Regions from separate parts of the Homo sapiens genome. Here region 1 is linked to region 2. Evidence: chromatin loops called from intact Hi-C (ENCODE). Cell type or tissue: endothelial cell of umbilical vein. All regions are shown on one strand.

Region 1 (8,000 bases), 300 kb before region 2:
ATAACCACCTCACAGGATTTAGGGTAGTGCTAAATGAGAAAGCCCATGTAGGAATACTTACTGTCGGAGCCAGCAAATTCATAGCGCACACTCCAAAACGGGTGCTCACTATTGACAATGTCATTTCCTGGTTTCTTATTTTTTGATTAGCTCTTTTCTTTAATCTGCTTTCATTCTTAATATGTCTCTTTTCCTTTTTAAAGCATAGAAGTAGTATGTGGGTCTTTTATGAATTTGGGTTGATAGCTGATTAATTGAATATTTAAGAGTTGTTTATTGCTTGTAAACAGCATGGTTTTCTAAGACATTGCATTTAATTAAAGCATGCTTTTCAATAACACTAGTTACCTTGACCAAACTGGAGTTACTGCTTCACATAAAGGACTATTACCTGTCAAGAGACATTTACTCTGCTGGATGAAGAACTGAGGAAGAGTGTCATGACGTTAATTATTTAAAGGCACTTTTCTGAAAACGTGTCTCAAATCCTAATGATTCTGTTCTTTGCCTATAAACATTAGCGATGCCATTCTACACTTTTCACTGAAATGGTTCTAAAAATATAGGAGGGAAATTTTGATGTGTGATAAAAGTTCAGGATGATCACATTTTTCTGCCTGTGTACTTTTGCTTAGTATTACTTTGAAAAACCAGCTGGAATTTTTGAAGCAGCCTCCGTTTTGCTAAAGTCATTTTGTAGGGTGGGCCTAATAATGGCCTGGCACAGGACCTGAACATCGAAAACACCTAAAGAACCTGACACACCTGCAAGGCATTGTAGGGGCGGGAGAGACGGTAGAGAAGTGAGATGAGTGTGTTTTCTTTGGGAAAATAAGTGATTTTTGCTGAACAGCTTAAGGCACTCTGTAAACATTAGCCAAAAAATAAATATTAATTCTCACTGTGGCCTCGGTCCCTTAGTGAAGCCATGCTTACTCCAGGAACTGCTGCGATGAAGAGTGGTGAAAATTCTGAATGAAAAGCAGCCCTCAAAAACGTTAAAACCCATGCTATTAAGCTTTACACCAAAAAATAAATTCGAATTTTTAAAAAGTGAGAAATGGGGAAAAGAAGAGGAGGCTTAGGATGGTCAAGTGGCACCTTTAGCACCTTGTACTTAACCAGATAAGTTCAAGACTGTGTTTTAGGCCGGGCACGGTGGCTCACACCTATAATCCCAGCACTTTGGGAAGCCAAGGCAGGTGGATCCCTTGAGCCCAGGAGTTCGAGACCAGTCTGGGCAACATAGTGAAACCCTGTCTCTACTAAAAATACAAAAATTAGCCAGACGTGGTGGTGTGCACCTGTAGTCCCAGCTATTCAGGAAGCTGAGGTGGGAGGATTGATTGAGCTCAGGAGGTGGAAGCTACACGGAGCCGTGATCTCACCCCTGCACTCCAGCCTGGGCAACAGAGTGAGACGCTGCCTCACTGCTCCCCCACCAAAAAAAAAAAAAACAAAAAACAAAAAACAAAAAAAAACTGTTTTAAATGCATGATGAAAGTTAAAGGGAGAGTCAACCATTGTTTGATTAGTACAGCCCAAAGAATTTGGCCATTTACAAACAGTGCCTTGTCTCGTAGTGTCATTTACCTATATTATTCATATACCACCAGCACCTCAAAAGTAATTAGAGTATCTAAAATAATATACTAGTGATAGGAAATAAATGTAAAAATCCTCATTGAAGGGACCTTATTAGATGCTAATTATTGCTTGGAGCCTAAATCAAAAGGCCTGATGTTTCTTGTGCCTCAGTGAGGATGAGAAATCCAGGGGCTTTGGGTTCCAATCCTGTTGCTATGCCCCTAGCCCTACTGTCTTAATTATTCCTGCTGTCCTCTGATTTCCTCCTCTCTAAGGGAAGTCACAGTATCATTTGAGACATTTAAGAAGAAGAGTATAGCTGTGCTAACTAATGAAGATTAATTCTGTTGCATCTATGGGAGAACATTTTTTTTTTTTTTCAGAAAATGAAAGTTCTTTTCAAATGTTTAGTTTCCCATCTTATTCTTTCTGTTCCTCACATTACCATACGTTTCCTCTTGTGTTCAGGAAAAACTACATACATGTAAAAGCAACAATTAAGTATGAAGATGCTGGCCAAAGTGATCCTTAAACATTTCCATTTATTCGTCATCATCCTTTAATTTTATTTTCCTTCATGCTCAATCCAAGTGGATTTGCTTGAAACAAACTACAGTTTTCCAAGTCACACCTACCACCCAGCAGCTTTGGGATAAAAATGTAATGTAGTCTATTTTACTTTGAAAGGATTCCTTTATTTACTTTGAAAGGATTCCTTTTTCAAGAAATAGCTTTGGAGAAAACAAACAAAGAAAATAACCAAAATAAACTGTCCCTAACTCCTTTTCCTTGAGTATTGAATTTTCTGAAGGAAACCCTCCCTGAAGAATGTTTATATATATATATATCATGAAGTCTAAACACTCTTCATGCTGTGTAGATTCTTAACGGAGCACATTTGTTTGAACCTATGCCCAACGTTAACACTACTTGATATCTGGCTACAAAAATACCCATCAGCTGTGTCGTCTCCCTGTAGCCCCTTGAAAAGGGAGAAGCAAGAATTTGTTTTCTTGAGGCATTCTCAAAGACCGCATACCCAGGCTTTGTTGCTGGGATTCTACCTCTTTCTCCTGGTCTTTGCTCTTCCCTGGACACCAGATCCAGATCCAGATCCAGGTCCAGGAGGGACCAGGAAATCAGGAGGGTCATCCTGGCATCTGCCCATTTGTAGCTGATCAGAGCCTTCATGGCAGCCATGGAAATCATCGTGAAACTGTATTCACAACCCCGTGCCTTCTCGCTGAGCTTTCTCTGCTGCCCAAGGGGTTACCTGTGTGAGGCCTAATTACATCTGGACAGGCAGGCGGCAGAGACAACCCAGGGCCTTTGTCCTTTTTGTCAGTGTGAGTCAGTAGGCTACCATGGAGTCTCCCGGGAAGGGGGTGGGTGTTGGGGGGCAAAAGCCTGATTTTTGTGTTCAAAAAAAAAAATGTTTTTGCAGCTGACAGCTGTATGCAAACAGTAACAGTACATTACAATGAACACCTTAAAATATGAGGAATCAAGACTGTTGACTTTGGGTGAAAAGCGAGTGATTCAGGACCAAGTGATTGAGTAGCTCCGATCAGGTCTGGTTTTATCTCTTCCTGATAACACAGCATTGGTTGTTACAGGGACAAAAGCAGGAGTGATGTATTTGGCTAAATCTTTAATCAATAAAATAGATTAAGGATCATGAATATGGAGTTTTCTTTTCCCCTTAGGATACTTTACTTATACTGTGCTACAATTTAGTCCCAAAGCACTTTCAGTGAATTAGGAAAAGCTGTCACTTCCTTAATCTTGTACCGGCGAACAGCTAGGTCAGCGAGGTACAGGCTGGACACTTTTGTGCAGGGTACATCCAAGCCAACTGTACGTGGCATGCTGCTGAAGTTTTCATCTTCGCGTCTTTCTTCCCTGTTGGTCTCTTTGTACCTCTTTTCTGCTTTTGTCTTATTGATGAACTGTATAATACCAATCAAGAGTGCATGGAAATATACTATTACTTACAGTAGAAACAGTCAGTGAGGGAACCAACTACTCAGTCTCAAAATGCGCTCTCAGAATATCTGGAATGTTTCCCACAGAATTGGTGATGTGTAGAAACAGGCTGTCTTTGATCTGGTAAAGCAAATCCATTTTCAGAAGCTACAATCTGATAAATATCATTCATCCTCCATTTCTCTCCTGGAGTGATGTTTTCCTTTCTTACGGAAAACACATAGCCATAGCTTACTTGTATCAGCATCGTACGATACTAGAACCACTACGCGAAAGCAGTGTCAGTGGCACCACTGGAGTTAACTGTAATTCAAAGGAGCAAAAGCATTACGTATGAGGCTTTCCCATCCTGACTTCTAGAATTCTAGCTTTCCAGTGGACCTCTTGCAAGGAATCTGAAATAGAGAAAGAAACAAAAATATGTAGTATAATTTCACCAGAGTTTTTCCTCAACCTTAATAAGGCTTAAAAGGCCTTTCCCTCCACTGCTGTGTTTGGGAGTGGAGGAGAGTTCCTATTAAATGAAAACACTGATCATTCTCTGTGTGCATAAGCTGCACCCACATAACACTAATGGTTAGCACCTTTAACTCTTGCACTCTGGGATGTAGGACAGATCCTCACCAGGCATCCTCTGTCTTTTCTGTTTCTGACTGCAGACGATAGCATTTCTATTTAGTTTAGAAAGCAGCAGGTGCTGTGTGCATAAGACTTCCAGGCTGCACAAGAAAGCAAGCAGGTTATTGCAGCCACAATAGGATGTAAGAGGAGGTGCACCCTCCCTTTCTGCTGAAAGGCAGAAATGGAGGAGGGGAAGTGTCTGTTGTATGTTCCTTGGTAATTCGTGCTGCAGAGTTGGACTGCTCCCTCTTAGCTTGAAGACACTCATGTCCCCTGAGGCTCACGGGAATGGTCAGTGAGGCCACAAGAAATGTTTTGAAGCCCAGGCGGAGACTTCAGATTCCTTTGCATGTAGAAGTGTTGGCCAAAAATAGCAAATACCAGTCCTTTCCGAAGCCTCTCCCACTCTCTGGGATGCAGACAGTACAGGCAAGCATCACTAGGTGGCACAGCTGTCCTGGTGTCTTACTCTCATGGAGCCACACTTAAAACTGCTGTGGGATGCTTTGATGAAATACCCGATAGGATTCCTGTCCAGAAGGTGCCAATACAGAGCATTCAGGTCAAGTGGAGGATTCTTTTCGCAGGGGATCACTGGATTGACTCTAGGAGAAAGAGAAGCTATGCATGCCGCAAACACCTGCACACCACCATTCATCCTGCCCAGGCTGCTGCTGAGTGGAGCTCAGGCTTGCAAGTTTGTGGATCAGTGTGCCCCACAAAGCGTGCTTATCTCTGCCTCACCCCCTAGGGGGAGTGGGGATAGGGGTAGTGGAAAGTAGGTAGCCAGCCCCTACTTTCTGCTGTTCCCACTCCAAAATGTACATATTTGTCAAAACCTTCCAGATTCCTTCTGAGTGGAGGATGTGGCAGTATCACCTTCTGTCTACCCTGAGTGCCTCACTCCCCTCTTCCTTCTGCCATCCTTCCACACCCTGCTCAGATGCAGCCTTCTGAAGATCAGTCCAGCCCACGATACCCTCCCTGCCACCTGAGGTGCCATAGCATTACGTTGTGTGGTTGTTGAGTCAGCAAACATGGGCTGTGTGTCAGAGCCTAGAGAGCACTACCCTCTCCACTACTTCTGTCACCTCTGGGGAAATGCAGAGGATATATGCTGCCCCTAAGCAGCAGCCACTATAACGTGGTGGTTAGCTGACCAACAGACTTGTTTTGGCTCTTGTTCACCACCTACTAGGTATGTGCTTTATTTTAATAAGTTAGTCAACCTAAGACTTGGTTTCCTCACCCATAAACTGGGATAATAATAGTACCTATTCATTATGATAAGAATTAAAGAGCAATCCTTCATGGAAAGCAACTGGGATGGTGCCTGGCACATAGTAAGTGCTCAATAAAGCAGGTCTTACTCTTATCGCAGGAGAAGGTATCACAGCCAAGACCAACCCCTGACTCTTGTGACTCTGCGCCCTGTGTATGTTTTACTCTTACACATGCTTGCATTCTTTCTACTATGCCATATTGCCTCCTCTTAGTGTTTAGAACATCTCTTGCCCCCCAGTTGTTTGTGCCTTGAGTTCTCTTTTTCACAAACTAGCTTGGGAGCTCCCTGAAGACAGAGACCATATAGAATTACACAGTGTCCTTCTACTTTATTGTCACGATGCTTTAAGAGAGTTATTGACTGTAATTATTAAATTCTAACCATGGAAAACTTCTCAATGTTGACTTTAAAAATTGTTTGAAATTTTTTAGAATTATTGATATCATGAGTGAAGTAGGTTCCCAAACTATATTTCAGAGGACAAAGTTTGTACACGTTTTCCGTAAAGGGCCAAAGAGTAAATATTTTAGACTTTGTGAGCCACGGGTGCGTGTCTCATGACTCATCGCTGCGGCTGCAGTGTGAAAGCAGCCATGGACGGCATGTACACAAATGAGGTTGGCTGTGGGCAGTGAAAATTTACGAAAACAAGCAGTGGCCAGATCAGACCACATGGGCAGTAGTTTTCTGACCCCTGCTCTAGGAGGTGATAAAAAGTGTTCAGGGAAATGGGTTCTGTGGTCATATCAAACGTGTTGGCTATATATTGATTTGAGTCATCTCACTGCACAGCACTCATTACCATATTAAAAGCCTCTGAGAAGTCCTGCAGTTAAGAAGTACTTGGGCCGAGTGCCGTGGCTCACACCTGTAATCCCAGCACTTTGGGAGGCTGAGGCAGGCAGATCACTAGGTCAGGAGTTCGAGACCATTCTGGCTAACACAGTGAAACCTCGTTTCTACTAAAAATATGAAAAATTAGCCGGGTGTGGTGGTGTGCGCCTATAATCCCAGCGACTCAGGAGGCTGAGGCAGGAGAATCACTTGAACCCGGGAGGCGGAGGTTGCAGTGAGCTGAGATCATGCCATTGCACTCCAGCCTAGGCGACAGAGGGAGACTCCATCTCAGAAAGAAAAAAAGAAAAAAGAAAGAAAGAAGTACCTGTAGCTTTGTCTGACCTATAGTTTCCCCACTTCCGTAAGTGTGGAATATATTGTCCATAGCCTATCAGTGCGTTAACATCCTGCAGACTGGTACTCCTCATGCTACCAGTTAGAAATGCTGGATTTTTTTATGTTGACTCACAAAAGTCCACCTACTGTATTTTTTATGGTAGCATCTTTGCATTTATAGTATTATTATTTTCGTTTGAGGACATGGACTTGTATGATCACTGAATTCTGCAACTTTGTGTTTGTCCACCGAAAGAATTTGGCACCTCATCAGAAACGAGCCTCATGCATTAAATCCAAATGGGAGGATGTTAGACGGGGGGATATCACCATGCTCATCTCTGTGCTGAGCTCCAACGTAAGTGGGAGTTCTGAGAAGCCGTGTGGTTTAATACATCTGTCTCCTTGGCTGCTGTGCCAGCTTTTCATGACAGTGCTTTTCATCATCTGAAACATGTAATTGCTTTTGACGACAACAAGAGAATTGTGGCAGGAGAACTCTCCGCAGTTTCCGAAAACACTGAGCCTCCAGCATTTCAGGTCCAGTCAACTTCAGCAGATGTGGTGTTGGGACACGAGGGTGTTCAGATGTGTGGGGGTGTCCAAGGGGGAATGATTCAGAGCCACTGCCTCAGTTTTTAAAGTAAGGATTCGTGGATAGTCTTTGTCCCCAGTACAAAGGCATAGCGGAAAACCAAAGTGGAAGATGGTGTGGAGGAAGAGGTTCAAAGGTGATTTTGTTTTTTGCATCAGGATGATCCTTGACTGTGTCTGAGGCCAAAAGTAAGTCTTGACTCCCATGAAACTCCAGGAAATGGCCGGCACTTGAAGAGCCGTAAAGAAGCAGCCCAGACCTCACTCTCCTGCCAGCCCCTACTTAAAACCACCCCTTAGGCTTCCCACACAGATGAGAATTGTTCAGGGGGACTCTATGGGTCCTGTTGGACTCGACGTCAAAGTGTCCTGAGTCCTGAGCTTATGACATTTCTACAACTGCACACAGCAGCAGATAGTCCCTGTCAGGCAGAATAATCGGAAACAGGCTGGCTTCTCCGCCATGACGCTCACCGGGCTTTCAGGGCAGGGGCTGTCACGAAGATATCTGGGGTGTGGGGCAAAAGGAAAAACAGTTCCCCCGGGACAGGAGTCTTGTCCTCTCTGCCGTGTGACTCTTGACAGAGGGCAGAGACCCTGCATCTGGAGTGTGCCTGTGCCTCTCTCACCTCCATGGTCTTGCTGAGCCGCTAATGCCTCAGAAGGCCTGGCTCACTGGAAAGATGAAACCAGGACACAGTGTTCAGGTCTCGTTTCCTGGGATAAAGTGGGTACTCAGGTAAGCAGAACTGGA
Region 2 (8,000 bases):
TTATGTAAGAAATGACCATTTATGAAACATACATTAAAATGACATCTATTAGTGTGCTTAGTTTGGCAACTAAATAAATATTGAACTGTAGGTTGAAATTTAACTGTGTCTCATAGTATCAAAAGTAGTCAAAAACAGACAAAATCTGCCTTTACAACTAATGCTAGAAAAGCTTACATTTTGGGTAAAAACATGTGATTTATTTTTATTCTTTGTTTATTTCTAGTGAAATAAAAGAGGATTTCTGGCTGCTATTAGTAAACACATCTATACAAAAAATTAAAAGCCAAACTGGATATAAGCAACACCAAACTTTCCATTATTAACATTGATTTTTGAACTTAACGGAGAGATCTTAATGGGTTATGTGACAGGTAAATGCAATTCTGAAATCCAGTGAAGAATACTTTGACATATATTTATAAAGTTATCATCAGATGCACAGTCTTTATAAACTTTTCAAATTTTACTTCAGAATTCTTCTACTATTTGTCATTACCAAAAACCCGCTGTGGGTAAGAATCAGACAACTTAATCAATTAAACAATTAACCAAAAATAAACATTTTAAATTGCCTCGTCATTCAGTTGCCACAATAACTGGTAACATTCAGCTCCTCACCCAATGGTGGAGGGTGACGAAGTCATGAGCACAGGTAGGTGATGCCAAACTCTGCTCTTTTAAATGAAAACCATATGTAATTATTCACTACATTCATCCAGTTATTTAAGTAGAAATTAAAATATCTGCTATTATCACCTTTAATGATATGAACATTGCAGAAACTTTTTTTGTGAAACCCTGGGTTTCCCTCAGTTTGGGAGCTGTCACTTAGGAGAAGGTGGAGATATTGAGGGATGATAAGCCCCACAAGGGCAAGGATTTCGTTTTGTTCACTGCTACATCCCCTGTACCAGGACGGTGCCTGGCACAGCACAGACACTTTGCAGATATTCAGTGAATAAATGAATGAGTGAATGAATGAATGCAGGTTAAGCCGAAGTCAGAGTTTTCTGCAGAGGTATGGAATGGAGTGGACATGATTTGCATGGAGGAGAGAAACTGCTGCAAGAACAAGAGAGGGAACAAACAGGAGATGAGTTAGCAAACAACCTTGTAGGTGAAAAGGCAGATCGTTTCCATGAAGAACAATCATGTATCCCACAACCATTTCTTGAACAGCTTCTATGTGTTGGGTTTGTGGAAAATGCTATGGGATTCAGAGATGAAAAAGACTCAGCTCTCTGCTGGAGAGGATGTGGAGAAATAGGAACACTTTTACACTGTTGGTGGGACTGTAAACTAGTTCAACCATTGTGAAAGTCGGTGTGGCGATTCCTCAGGGATCTAGAACCAGAAATACCATTTGACCCAGCCATCCCATTACTGGGTATATACCCAAAGGATTATAAATCATGCTGCTATAAAGACACATGCACACGTATGTTTATTGCGGCACTATTCACAATAGCAAAGACTTGGAACCAACCCAAATGTCCGACAATGATAGACTGGATTAAGAAAATGTGGCACATATACACCATAGAATACTATGCAGCCGTAAAAAAGGATGAGTTCATGTCCTTTGTAGGGACATGGATGAAGCTGGAAACCATCATTCTCAGCAAATTATAGCAAGGACAAAAAACCAAACACCACATGTTCTTATTCATAGGTGGGAATTGAACAATGAGAACACATGGACACAGGAAGGGGAACATCACACACCGGGGCCTGTTGTGGGGTGGGGGGAGGGGGGAGGGATAGCATTAGGAGATATACCTAATGCTAAATGACGAGTTAATGGGTGCAGCACACCAACATGGCACATGTATACATATGTAACAAACCTGCACACTGTGCACATGTGCCCTAAAACTTAAAGTATATATAAAAAAAAAAAAAGACTCAGCTCTCATCTTCAAGAAGTGCACTGAGTTTACGGGGATAATAAGAGAGATATCCATTCCAGACTGAGCATACACAACCCACATTCCACAGACATTAGAAGGAAAGAGAAAGGAGTCGAAGGGAAGTGCTAGCTTCAAGAAGCAAGAGAATGGAGCCCTATTTCCAGCTTTGCCACCAACTGGAAAGTCATTTGCCCTCTCTGGGTCCTAGTTTCCTCATCTGTATAAGAAAGGACTAGGACCAGAGCTCCTCCAATGTGCCTGTGCAGCAAACCTCTGACAGTCTATGGGATTTGGAAATTCAGAGGAGGTGGATGTCAATGTTGGCAGAGGTATTGTGGACATGTATCCTCAAGGATGTGGAAGTTGAGTTGTCCCTGAAGAATGAGGGAAGGGCGTCAAAGTTGGGGGTCAAGCATTTCAGGTAGAAGAACTAGGAAGGAATTAAGCCATGAGACTAAAACAGCCCTAATAATTTTTTGATGTCCATTTTATGAAGTAAGAGAAGTATGAACAAGCAGACTCAGATGATATGGATGCTACAGTACAGCTGGAATTAGCAAGAGTTTGTTTGGAACAAAGGGTCAAATTCATCTAACTGGAGTAATCCCAACTTTGGAAACCCCATATGTTGGTGTTAAGAGCAGTCTTCTAAAAGAGCTAAGTGAGAAGAATGCACAACGAAACCTCCATGGTAGTGAAACAATGATGTAAACAAAAGATGATGGGAAAATGTGACACGTTCTCACAAGGTGGAAAAGCAGCCGATGATTTTCAAAGCAGACAAATAAAAATACCTCATGCTATATTGTGAATATGGATTTCTACCCAAAAAGGGATGCCATTAGGACTCAAAAGACTAACACAATATAGGAAGTAACCATAATTCTATTGAGGCCAAAATTGAAAACATCATCCTTATTCAGACTCATTGAGAGGAGGTTGAGGAAGAAGAGCAAGTGAGTAGCCACGGACCAGTGTTCCGGGTCTGGGTCAAGGGCCTTGGCCAGTTGCTTAATGTTGGTCTCTTCATCTGTCCAGTGGGAGTAATAATACTTGCTCCACATGTATCGTGATGCTGTTACAAGGATCAAACGGGATAATAGAAGTGGATTTGCTTTAAAAAGAATCAAGTGCTGTAATCACTGGACTAAAGCAATAGAAATTCATGCATTTGTGATGTCTGTCTAGTATATGAACAGCTTGTGCAAACACACTTAAAGTAGTTCCTTGTATTTGCAGAGTGCTTCAGAGCTTGTCAGGTTCCAAAAAATATAAAGGGATATAGCATGGCTTTATATTCTGAAAACCTAGGTTTGGATTTCAATCTCATTGCTTCCTAGTGTGATTTGGCGTAGTGTTATTTAACACATCTGGGCTCAATTTCCTCATCTGTAAAATAGACAGAGATACCTACGCATGCATGGTGGTTGTGAAATTCACATGTGATAAGGGATGAAGGGTGGAGAGGTCAGTGCCTGCCCATGCAGGCCCTCAGAGCACACTGGCTGTTTTTATTTCCCTGTTCCGCTAGGACATAAGCTCCTAGGGCTGACCACGTCCATTGGTATTCCCAGTTACCAGCAGAGTTCCTGAGACAGAATTGGTGTTCGATAAATACTTGTTGAATGGATGGATTAACAGAATGAACGGATGGGTGAACACCCACCCTGTAACAGAGATGAAAGACGGTAATATCTGCTATCTTGGGTAAGAAAACCAAGGCTCAGAGAGTTGAAGTAACTGTTGAAGGTTCGTGTCAGAACTAAACTGCGAGTAGGACTTAAAGGGGTCCCTTTTCTACGCCATCCACGTGCTGCTCCCTGTTCTGAACCTCTAACCTTTGGTGGAATCATGGGCTACAGTTTTCTGAGCTGTTATTGTCATATCTTTTAGAAAACCAGAAGCAATAATATTTGCCTCTGCTTTATTTTTCTGGACTTTTGTTCAGGGCTCACAGAGTAAAAAAATTCAAGTCAACTTTTACATTCTTCTTGTTGTTTTGAAAAGGGGCCAAAAAGCAAAGCAAAGAAACATAAGCAAAATCTCAAATATCTTTGGTTTTGACAGTCCCTGGATGGCTGGACATAGCCCCAGGAAAATGAATCTAATCTGCACTGAAAGGTACAGTTTGTTTCTTTCTCCCACAGACAGACGGAAATGTGTGTTTGGGAGGCTGATTCATCCAATGGCCCCTGCACCAGGCCTGGGACCAGCGCTATTCATTATTTGCTCTGTTCCTCTTTCGTTTACAAGGTCAGAGTCGATGTTTTGGTTGTTTTCCCAGCAGTGCTCTACTGACCGACTTCGCTCTAATCCCTTGATGTCACTTAAATAAACTCGAGGCGGGTGGGGGTGGGGGGAGCAATTTGAGAACTCCAATGATTTCCTACCGCTGTTGTTCTCGGCGGCAAATTAATTTGATGCTGTTATGTAAGTGTAATCATCCTCTCTAATCACATCACAGGATTGGGAACTGCCAGAAATAACAGAAGGGAACATTGGAGATATCAAAGGGGAGCCACTAAAATAGATTGTTTATTTAGGTACCAAATTGAAACGCTATTATTGGGAGATGGAAAACAACCGTCGCCACACTTTCCTTTCACACGTCCCTGCGCTTTACATACTGTATTTGTCAGGATGCATCAGCCAGAAGGAAAAGGAAAGAGGAAATCAGAGCTTCCATTTGTGCCATCGGGAAGGAAATGGGGAAAGTCAGAGGTGTCTGAGCGTCAATGGGCTTTTGTTGGTGCGCAAAATTTTGGTTGTGATTACTGCTCTAAGACGCTTCTCTCTGCCTGATGTTCTTTCCTGATGTCTGCCCTCTCTCTTCTTTATTCTTTCCCATACTAGCCCATTGCCTTCTCCCTCCCCATTTTTTTTTTAGCAAGTCAAAGAAGACTCAGCCTAGCTCGGATGATCCTTCTCCACCTCCTTATTGATGGCCCTTCTCTCAAGTGATGGGGACCCTGGAGATAGGTTAAATGCATACAGCTTCCCTATCTCCTCACACATGTTGTCGGATCTCTTCCCAAACTCTTCTGCTTCTACCTAGACATGGAGTCATAGGGGTGAGAAATAAAGTCCCATCCTTACTTGGAGTGTTTTACAGAGTGGTCTATGCAGTTTTGGTAGAGGAGCTTAGAGGCCTGTTTTTGTTCCTCAGCTCTGTTCCTCCTCCCTGGGCAGATTGTTTACTGTTTCTGAGCCTCAGTTTCTTCATCTATAAGAAGGGATAGCGACACCAAGCTCAACCTGGTGCCGAGAGGATGCAGGAAGGTAACACCTGTGAAAGCCAGGCCCGCAGTGGTCAAGAAAGCAGGTGCTGGAGTCAGAGTCTGCAGTCAGAATTTGGGATCTGGGCCCCAGCACTACCACTCAGCTGCCCAGGACCTTGGTCAAGGTACTTATCTCTTTACACCTCAACATCATTTGTAAAGTGGGATAAAGAAAATACTGATCAAAATAGCCTGAGGGTTAAATAAACATGCATATTTTCAATGATTGGCATAGCGCCTGGTCTACTAAATGCTAGCTTATCGTCATTATTATTATTCTCATTGTTATTATTTATTGTTGTAATAGCAAAGCTTAATTAAATAATAATGATACTAATGATGGTGATCCGTTTCCTGCTAGTCCCACTTCTTATTCCCACCACTGATCTTCACGCAACTGCCAATTCCTCCTGATGTTATTTGCCATAAGTAATCAATACATGACAACAGGGTTAGAATCACTGTTGAAGGAGGCAGAACAAAGTGAACCATGGACAGGTTGTAGAGAGAGATGCCCCGCCATGGGGAGGGAAAGGACATTCAGCTGAAGGCTCTTAGGAGACATACTCCTTAGGGCCTCTGACTGTGGGCTGTCCCTGTTCTCCTGGTCTCCCAGGCCCTCTGCACTGTCTTGGATTCTGCTCCCCACCTGCCTTTCTTCCCTGCTCTCCTCACTGCCTGCCTGAAAATGCCTTCTGCCAGCCAAGTCCTCACAGTGGAGTGAAATAATCCTTTTACCGTGGGGTAACGAGAGGGACATCCAACCTGGAGTTGGAACTAAGGTGCTTGAATCCTTCCCTGCCCTTCGCCCCTCAGATGACTGTGTTTATGGACCTAGGTGGCTTTGTCTATGAAGCATGCATGGCACAGTGCCAGCCAATTCCCTCTTTCTGAAGCAACTGCTAGAATACTGAATACCTTCCCTGAAGGTAAAATACAAATATTTTTTAAGTGAAAAATGAAAATACATTTCTGAAACTGTTTTCTACATGCTGATCACAAAAGGGAATAGATTACTATCCATGGTCCTCTTTTGCTCTTTTTCCTCTAATCTAATCTCAGTTTGATGTCCTCTCTCCTTGAAAGATTATATACATAGAGAGCCTAATTATTAGGCTGCCCAAAACAGCTGCTATACCTGGACAGAACGCTCACTGAGGTTTGGTCACCAGACTCAGACAAGGTTGAACACGGTAGCATCTGGGACAAAAATATGCTTGCAAAAATATATTGAAACTGAAATTTTAAAAGGGATTCTTTCTCTGCTTCTGTTTTCTAAAGAAAATTATCTGCACAATTGTTCTCTGTATGTCACTTCATTTGACATGAACTTTTCAAACTGCAGGTTTTAGCTAGCTAGTTTATGCCTAAAACAAAGGAAATACTGATTGAGGAGACCAGTGGCATGGTGGAGAGTGAGTCCTTTCTCAGCTGTAGATATGACCTGGGTCTCCTAGGCTTTGGAGTCAGACTTTGGCTATGCCACTTTCTGGCTGTATGGCTTTGGGCAAATTACTTAACCTTTTTGAACCTCCATTTCCTCAACTGTAAATTGGAGCTGATAATAGTATCCATCTGTAGGGATGTAGTGAAGATAATATGAAATAATAAATGAAAAATACTTGGCACATAGAAAGGTTTTGATTAATATTAGCTATATTGTTTTTAAGACAGAGTCTTGCTCTGTTTGCCAGGCTGGCGTGCACTGGTGTACTCATGGCTCACCGCAGCCTCGACATTCCAGACTCAAGCAATTCTTCCACCTCAGCCTCCTGAGTAGCTGGGACTACAGGCGCACACTACCACGTCAGACTAATTTTTTGTAATTTGTAGTAGAGACGGGGTCTCACTATGTTGTCCAGGCTGATCTTGAACTCCTGGGCTCAAGCAATCCTCCTGCCTCGGCCTTCCAAAATGTTGGGATTACAGGTATGAGCCACCGCACCCAGCCCTAATATTAGCTATTATCGTTATTGTTTTTGTTATTTAGATTTAGATCTTTAGGTGCCTAAAATCAGGGAACAGAGTTTCTCTCCATCATATCCCCTGGTAAAAGGAGACAGTGTCTAAGTGTGCTAACAGACAGCCTGCAACATTTACCTGGGCAATTCTGGTTTGCATTTACTTTTTCCCACAAAGTTTAGTCCATTAATGTAAGGGTTACTTAAATTGATCATCAACTTATTCTCCCTCTCTTAGCTAGTGTAAATTAATCTCCTAAAATAGCTAAAACAGTTCAATATTTGACTACATATCATAACTCACCACCATAGAATATTAGTTAGAAAAAAATAAGCATTTACAGAAATCCCATTAATTTACATTTCATCCCTGCTTAGAGCAATTTGCAGTAATTCAATCTGGATCAGGCTACGTTAAGTTTTACATCTATGTTTTAGAGAAATAATTTACTGGAAGAATTAATGGTGCAAGTGAGATTGTAAGGGATGTACTAAACTTTTAAAGACAGTAAATATTTTTATAACAATAATAGTCTGTATGAAATTAAAATTTGTAATTTATAGGTGGATGTTGTTCAATGAAGGCATAGAGCCATGTTTCTCAAAATTCCATCCAAGAGAGAATAGGGGGAAAGACCACTGCTCATAAACTACACCCCACGACTTCTGAATCAGGATCCCTGGGGATGGACTCTAGGAATGTGCATTTTAACAAGCTCCCGGGGTGATTCTTATATTTACTAAAATTTATAATTATCTATTATACAAAATATTGACAATCACTTATACATTGATTAAGGTAACCGGGAAACTCCTTCACAGCTATCTAGAGTTCCTCCGTGTACTGG

The links. Hi-C counts contacts between places; a loop is a spot of excess contacts. Peaks named below come from ENCODE experiments on the same cell type or tissue, not always from the same donor. Only the 100,000 strongest peaks of a DNase experiment are listed, where the experiment ranks them.
Region 1: it touches region 2 in a loop (8-fold over the local background); 2 of 110 quality-filtered maps call a loop at or near these places.

Annotation. Positions count from the first base shown.
Region 1 is chr15:61,048,284-61,056,283 of GRCh38, reverse strand. The region is part of intron 1 of RORA (RAR related orphan receptor A); the gene reads left to right. The region is part of intron 1 of LOC107984805 (a long non-coding RNA gene); the gene reads left to right. Among named protein-coding and RNA genes, the nearest start is that of RORA, 180 kb to the left of the region's middle. RefSeq lists a silencer at 6,161-6,320. In endothelial cell of umbilical vein, a CTCF peak has its summit at 4,607 (motif pointing right); a DNase peak (open chromatin) is centred at 4,633.
Region 2 is chr15:60,748,888-60,756,887 of GRCh38, reverse strand. The region is part of intron 1 of RORA (RAR related orphan receptor A); the gene reads left to right. Among named protein-coding and RNA genes, the nearest start is that of RORA-AS4, 11 kb to the left of the region's middle. RefSeq lists a silencer at 5,162-5,356. In endothelial cell of umbilical vein, no CTCF peak of the experiment used is centred here; a DNase peak (open chromatin) is centred at 4,167; H3K4me3 peaks cover 241 bases; H3K27ac peaks cover 1,445 bases.